Linked DNA regions of Homo sapiens: region 1 is linked to region 2. Evidence: read pairs that join two places in POLR2A ChIA-PET (ENCODE). Cell type or tissue: endothelial cell of umbilical vein. All regions are shown on one strand.

The links. ChIA-PET counts read pairs that join two places held together with the same protein. Peaks named below come from ENCODE experiments on the same cell type or tissue, not always from the same donor. Only the 100,000 strongest peaks of a DNase experiment are listed, where the experiment ranks them.
Region 1: POLR2A ChIA-PET joins it to region 2 with 5 read pairs; 2 of 35 experiments call an interaction of 5 or more read pairs at or near these places.

Annotation. Positions count from the first base shown.
Region 1 is chr12:75,916,829-75,920,828 of GRCh38, forward strand. No RefSeq gene overlaps it. Among named protein-coding and RNA genes, the nearest start is that of PHLDA1-AS1, 110 kb to the right of the region's middle. In endothelial cell of umbilical vein, no CTCF peak of the experiment used is centred here; no DNase peak of the experiment used is centred here.
Region 2 is chr12:75,630,401-75,634,400 of GRCh38, forward strand. LOC105369844 (a long non-coding RNA gene) reads right to left here. Exons shown (of 16, transcript XR_007063375.1): 9 at 767-914. Among named protein-coding and RNA genes, the nearest start is that of KRR1, 120 kb to the left of the region's middle. RefSeq lists an enhancer at 1,942-2,525. In endothelial cell of umbilical vein, no CTCF peak of the experiment used is centred here; a DNase peak (open chromatin) is centred at 2,261.

The sequences.
Region 1 (4,000 bases), 290 kb after region 2:
TCTGGATACAAATTATGTCCTCAAATTGGTTGAATAAAGTCATATGTCTATTCATTAAGACAGGGGTCACCCAACATTCACGTTTTAAGGAATAGGTTCAATATTAGGTAAATGTCATGGAACTATATAATTTAGCCTTGGGGTCTTTAAAGCCATCTAACTGCGTGTAACACTCCCTTCACTTGCCTCTGAAGATCAGAATATGCTACTCAAAATATGCTACTTTGACATAAGGATTATTTTGAGCTGAAAGCAATTGAGAATCAAAAGATACAGGAAGAGATCTAGTGTCTTCCACTTATCTACCTAAAAGTCTTATCAAAGATGAAGAGTTTGCATAAATAGGCCTTACTAAAATAGCCTTTATCTTCCATTAGTTCCTACCACACACTTCCTACTCACTTCCCCACAATTTATCATACTTTGAAGTCCAAACCTTTTTTCCTTTGTTAAAAGGAAAGGGTCTATAACCACTCAAGTTTAATCACTTCTTTGAGTTTCACTTCTGCTCTGTGAACAGCCAAGCATGTAAATGTTAATAAAATCATGTGCCCTTTCTTTTGTTGATCTGTCTTTTGTTAGTTTAATTTGAAGGTCCCCATATACTGAATATAAGAGGGTAGAGAAAAAATTGTTCCTACCTGACAGCTAGATCCCTGAGCCTGCACATACTCTATATTATGCTATTTCCATCCCTCGTTCTTCTAGCATTCTAAATTCTACAATTGCTTTGTCTCAGGTAGCTTTTCAGTAGCAAAATCCTGAAATACTTTATACTCTGATATGATTAACTAATAATAGCTTAATATATCATCAACCAAAAATGCATTATAAATTAATAAAATTTTGTTAGGAAGAAATACTAGATTTATAACTTGCAATGCACACCAACTTAAAAAAGAAAAAGTGAAAAACTTAAAAAAAAATTTATAAGATTGCCTCTTCCTGAGAAAAACAAAGCCATGTTTAGCCTACGTAATATCTCTCTAATGGTATAATTCCAGGTAGTCTGATTAGGCGGTGGTAAAGATAGTGAGGAGGGAGCTGTTCTAACATCTCACATCATACCCTGTGATGCTACTTCCTGGCCCAGTTCTAGAGTGTGAGCAATTGCTGTTGTTTTCAGACTAGGAAGTAAGCAAAATAATGAGCAGACATATAATTAACTCTCAATTAGCCTCAGTAACTGGGGTCAGGAAATGCTTCACTAGTCAGATATCCTGAGAAATCATATTATTAAAATGCAGTCACTGAAAAGTAGAGAAAAGACTAAGAGGACACCCTCTTTTCACCATGTGAAAAATAAAATTGAGCTAAACTCTTTCTTTTTTTTTTTTTTAAATAAAATCAGATTTGTCTACTCTCTAATAGAAATGCTTACTTGTTTTAATTTTACCCCCCTATCTTTTCACCACTGAATTCCTGGGCAGCTGGGTTAATGACCAAACAGCAGGAGGACAAGAAATCAAGAGGCCTAGATATTCCAGCAACTTAACAATCAAGGCATAACTTACCCATCCCCTTCTCCCTCATGAGTGTTCATTGTTGGGGCTCAGGATATTCCACCCCAAAATACGACTGTAGGAGACCAGAATATGCCATCCCAAAATATACCTCTTTCGCTCATTTTGAGCTGGTTATTCTGAGAAACTGCTAACATAGAAATAGCTCTGAAAAACTGTCCTTTTGTAAAATAAATTTACGTCTATAAAAGAAATTTTTTTATAAAGAAAATCTATAGTAGTAAATTATTGGTACAAGCAAGAAGGCTGCTTTGAGATAATTTTTTTTACCTGAAGATTTTCTATCTGCATAGCAGGACGGTCTTTGTTCACCATGCATTTCCTCCCCTTACCCTCCCCGAGGCTTGTTGCTGGCTCCCCGACCAGAGATCTTGGGTCCCTATTTTTTCTGTAGCTCAGGATGCTAGATAAGCTTCAACCATCTCACTCTTCATGGAGTTCCATATTTTGTGGGAGTCTCATAGTTTTTGGGACTCCCATGCATATATAAATATGTTTTTCTCCTGTTCATCTGTCTTATGTCTAATTTCTAGCCCAGACACGGAACCTAGACAGGTAGGGGGAAGCCTTGTTTCGCTCCCCTACACCAGCCTCTTCCACTGAATGAAAAGTTATAGGGGTTCATCCATTGTGTGTAATGTGCCTCCTCTTTATTCACTTTCTAACTACCACCATCGCAACAATTCAAAGATCTTATGGTAAAGACTGGGATCCTGGGGAAAAGAAGTCAGGAGGCATACTTCTGTCAAAGCCTCCCTCTGATGTCCATACTTAAGGTGAAGTCCTCCCATAATGAGATGTCAGTTTACTTTTCTTTTTAAGTCTGCACATGAAAAAGGAGTCAAACTGGCAGAAAACATATTCAAAGGGCCTTGACTAAGTGTACAGACATGGCCTGTGGCCTATTGGAGGTGGGAGAGATCCCAGCAAGCTGTGGTCCCCCCTCTTGCATTTCTTTGTCCCAGCCATCTCAAATAACAGACTGGAAGAAGAAAAAGGATAACAAGGATAAAAGTAAAAGGTCAGTTTCCAAATAGGACATCAATATATTTTCATAAGCCATTACCAACTCCTGAGTCTGGGGAACCATTATATTGTCTGAGAGGATAAGCAGGCAAGATCTTGGACAGAATAAAGATAAAAACAGCTTCAATGAGCTTTACCCATTGACCTGTCTGATGACAGGTCTTCAGACTACAGGAGGAATTTCTAAAGCTGGATTCAATACAAGAAACGCTATTTCCAAGAAAGGCAAAACCAGCTGCTGATGGAAAAGTATAGCTTAAGTTTATTGGACTTTTTTTGTTTTGCTTTTTTTTCTTTTTTCCCTACAGAGGGTCTATAAATCACTGATCTCTTTGTGCCTTCCTCTGTACAATACAGGGCAGGTTGCCCACAGGGGGAAGAAAAAAAATCCCTCTATCTTTGTCAGACTAAATAGCAGCTCAGGTCTGGGCACCACATACCCAAAAAGGGCCAGGTGGCATGTGGAGCTCTTACAGCCTTTCCAACCATTCCAGTGCCAGCTTCTTATCCTCAGCAATAACCTGAGATGGGCTTCCTGCAGAGCCAGGTGCACATCCAACCATTCTCCTCTCTAGCTGTGAACACCAGCACAGCTTGCATTTCCTATGATACAACCCAGCTCCACAAATTCTAGGGGGTCTAGAGAGACCCTATTCAGATAACTTACTGACCACATAAGCACGTCAGGTGGTCACCCATCCTGCACCCTGCAAACAAGCCAGCTGAGGGACTATAAAAGGAACAGAGATGTCACCAGGAGGCTTATTATTGTGTTTTTAAATTTTATCCTGCCTCAGGCCACGTTTATCCAATGCAATTGGATACCTGATCCAGATAAAACCTTATTCCTCCCAGGGCTCTCTTAAGTGAGAATAAAGCCCCTTCCATCTCCATTGACAACCATTTTCATATGTTCTCGCACCTTCCCAATACATTACAAAAGGATATTTTAAATACGCAGGTGACCTCTTTACCAAAAGCAAGTGGGTAAAAGTTTGGAGCAGTGGCAAGCAGATGGTACAGTTGGTACAAATAGTTATTTAAATTTCTTATTTCAGCTCTTTTATCTAGTAAGTTTTTACTTCCAGCCTACCCAAAATAGGCCCTATGGATTCCCTACCAGTCAGGTGAAGTGGTTTCTCTGGAAATGTAAGCTCAGTGGTAAACTGAGTGATTTAAGATCTTACAAAGAGAGTATATGCTACTTCAAATTCAGCCCAGAAAGCATGAATGCCTTAAAACAATGGCTTCAGATTCTTTGGACCCTCTGTAAGAAATGCATTTTACTAGCCGGGCATGTTGGTGCATTCCTGTAGTCCCAGCTACTCAGGAGGCTGATGTGGGAGGACTGCTTGAGCTGGGGAGGTTGAGGCTGCAGTGAGCCATGTTGGCGCCACTGCACTCCAGCCTGGGTGACGAAGCGAGACTCTGTTTCAAAGACAAGAAAGAAA
Region 2 (4,000 bases):
GTCCTATTGGTTGTTTCTCTGGAGAATCCTAACTAAAACAGAAAGATATCAAGTGGCTCACAGAATAGCCAGAATAACTAGAAAAAGAGCCTTGGAAAATGGGGAGGAACAAAGCCCTTAGAAGGCCAAAACCACAACTGAAATGACACAAAGGAAAAGTCTGGCTAGAACAAAGCTGCTTTTAGCCCTGCTAGTCGTGGCCACCGGACACCCTACTACTCTTGCCACTGCCATAGCTGCTGCTGGATGCTGACACTCTCACCAGACTGAACTGTCACTGTCCTTGCTTCTTTATTTCCTTTTCTCTATGCTTAAGTTTCCCTGCAGCAACAATCTTGGCCACATGTCCACAACCCTACTTGAGGTTAAATTATTAAAAAAAAAAAAAAAAAAAAAAAGCTTCTGGCCTTTGAGGCTTTTGAGATAAAAAATAGGTTTTGTCACTATAAAATCATAAAATGTGAAAAGCAAATAATTGCTTTATATATTTTATCATTAGCTATGACCTAGAAATACATTGATCTTGCTATGCTCATCACAGATCTTTTCATTTATTCAACAATCATATATTAAATATCTTATAATTTCCTCTATGATATTTGCTGAGTTAATCAATAGTTACAGAAACATGACCACAATCTCAAGATTGGCTAAAATTAGCCCCATAAAATATGAAGAGCTCTATAAAATCCTAATGATCTCTATAAAATCCTATAGATGCCTAGGTATCTATAGGCAGCTTTGAAAGGCTGATAAAAAGACTTACCTCCACTGCAAGGCCAAGAATTGGTAATCATGTAGATCTCCTGTATGAGTTCCTCTTCACAGCAGAGATAGATTTGGACCCTAGACCCAGATGTTGCATTCCCTCACGAAACGACTGTGAGCAGGTCTCTAAGCCTTGGTTTCTTTACCTGTAAAATGAGAATAATAACAAAGTTATTATTATTAATAGAGCCTTCTATTACTTCCTCACCAAGTTTTTCTGAGGATCATATAGAATAATACATGAGTAGGTCTCAAATGAAAGTATGCAGAATACATGTAAAATATCAATAGTATTGTTACGTAAGTAGTAAGACCCTATTGCAATTGAAAAGCCACATCCATTCTAATTGAAATGAAAGCCACATCCACTCTAATCACAAGAGCTACTCTCTTAGTTTTATGCTGCCATAACAAAAATACTTGAGATTGGCTGATTTGTGAAAAACGGGCATTTATTTTCACAGTGCAGGAGGCTAGGAAGTCCAAGATCAAGGTGTTGACAGGTTTGGTCATCTGGTGAGTGCTACTCTCTGTTTCCAAGATGGCACCTGGTGCTGCATCCTTCAAGGGGAGGAATGTGTTGTCCTCACATGGTAAAAGGCAGAAGGGTGAGGGAGCCAAAGCATTAATTATGCCTCTTTTATAAGGGCCTTAATCCCATTCACCAGAGAGGGAACCCTCATTGGCCTAATCACCTCTTAAAGGCCCCTTAACGCCATTATATTGGCCATTATGTTTCAACACCCGAATTTTGGAGGGGACACGTCCAGACCACAGCTGCTACTATTTATTTATCTCTTGTCCAATTCTCTAAATATGCATAGCTCATCATTCTCTCATTGTGTCTTCTCCTGCCAACTTGACTAAGTAAAGCATCTCTCAGCTTCTGGATCCTCTCCTTTTCTCTTGGCTGGCTGCTTCACATTGGAGAGACTTCAGCTAAACTAGTTGATTTCCCTCCATGGGGGAAGAAGGATTTATTTGATAGATGACTTTGAGGTAGGAAAGTGACCCTGTTTAGACCGACAAATACTAAGAAGTCATTTTTGCCCTATACGTCATGTTGGCTATTTTTACCAATCTTCCATAGAAAAATAAAATTCTCATTATAATGTATATTACCTATAAGCATTATCTTAATTATTGTAAAATCTCAGTTCCTGGAGATTTCATTAGTTTATGTGCTATGGCTGGCTACTTAACACAGAGTATTTTACATATATTAATTCTAGGCAAATATCCCTTTATGATATTTTAGCAACTCAACCTTTAGTCATAACCAAAGAATTATAAATTGTCCACTTGTGAATACCTCAAAATATGTACTCATTTTAACTCGCTAACATGGTAAAACATGGAAAACGTGATCTATAAAGAATAAACATAAGTCATGGTGCTCACAACACAATAGAAGCACAGCGGATAGATTTCTGTTTAAAGGCTCAGCTCAACAGGGAATAGAAAAAAAGAAAACAAATGTCTCTGCCCTGCTAAGAGAAGCCTTGCCTTTGTGTGCTGTTTCCTGGCAAATGAAAAGGAAGAGAAGCTCCAGCTTGTACTGCCCTCTTAGGATTTGAAGGAACAAAAGAAAAGTAAATACTTCTCTGCTTCTAAGAATGACATTTAGGCAAAAATAGTCTATCTTTTCTTTTTGTTTCTTCTCCTTCCTTTATTATTAAACAAAAAAGACTAATGCTAAGGTGAAAATCCTTTTTGAAATTATTTTTAATTTGTGTAAAAAGTTTCGTCATTTTTTGAAAATTATAGCAGAGCTTATTTTGTTTCCCTCCTTCAAATTGTCTAATGCGATATTCAGTTGTTAATTCTTGAGTAACTTTTGATTCTTTGGTGGTGCAATCAAAATTGAAGACCACCAATTTATTCAAATGATATATTATTCCAGCCACTATAAGGAGTACCCTCAGTTAATACTGATTGTAAATGATTTCCCTATGCAAACTAACTCCTTCTCTCAAAGCCTTTTTCCTAGGACTTCAACTCATTTTATATGCTATTATGATCTGAGTGTTTGTGATCCGCCCCCCCCCCCCAAATTTTTATGTTTAAATTCTAATCCACAAGCGATGAGATTAAGAGGTAGAACCTCTGTGAAGTGATTAGATCATGAGAATGGAACCCTCATGGACCAAATTAGTGCCCTTATAAAAAAGGTCCAAGGTGGATCACCTGAGGTCAGGGGTTCAAGACCAGCCTGGCCAACATGGTGAAACCCCATCTCTACTAAAAATACAAAAATTAGCTGGGCATGATGGTGGGTGTCTGTAATCCCAGCTACTCAGGAGGCTGAGGCAGGGGAATCACTTGAGCCTGGGGGTGGAGGATGCAGTGAGCCAAGATCATGCCATTGCACTCCAGCCTGGGCGACAAGAGCAAGACACTATCTCAAAAAAAAAAAAAAAATGGCCCAAGAGAGACTCCTGGTACTTTCCACCATGTGAGGACACAGTGAGAAGGTGTCATCTATAAACCAGAAGTGGGTCCTCACCAGACACCAAATCTGCCCATGCCTTCACGTTCATCTTGGGCTTCCCAACCTCCAGAACTGTAAGAAATAAAGTTCTACTTTCTGTAAGCCACCTAGTTGATAGTATTTTGTTACAGTATCCCAAACCGACCAAGGCATATACCCACTTCGATGATATGCCATGATGGTAGCCAATGCTAGCACAGACTTAAGGCTTAATAAAAATATTATCATGTCACAATTCTGACCTCAGTAATAGTACCAGGCTCCTGGATCCATCGGTAGGGTAATTTGAGACACTCAAATGGATGGCTAAAGTTATGCTAAAGTGCTCAGTCCCAATCCACACTGAGACAAGGGCTTCCACTACCACCTCTGTCTCATGAACCCTATTTCAAAGAGCAGTGCATGTGCAAGAACCATTTTCTCACTCAATCCAAAAACCATCACCAAAATAATGTCTGGCAAACTGCATTCCACATCTTCATCCTCTAACATAAAGTGTAAGATGATAATATTTTTATTAGTGTGACATGATAATATTTTTTATTAAACCCTAGCATGTTAATACAGGTCCCCATTGCTAAAATCCTTTATTTTTGTATCTTCCTGACTTTCGGGGTAAGATACTGAGTTGAATTGTCTAAAGAGAAGAGAATCTTCTTTGACAGTTTTTGCCAAGTAGATCAACAAATGCCTTTGACATTAAAATACCATAAAGCCTAAACTGGATGCTCTTAACCCCTG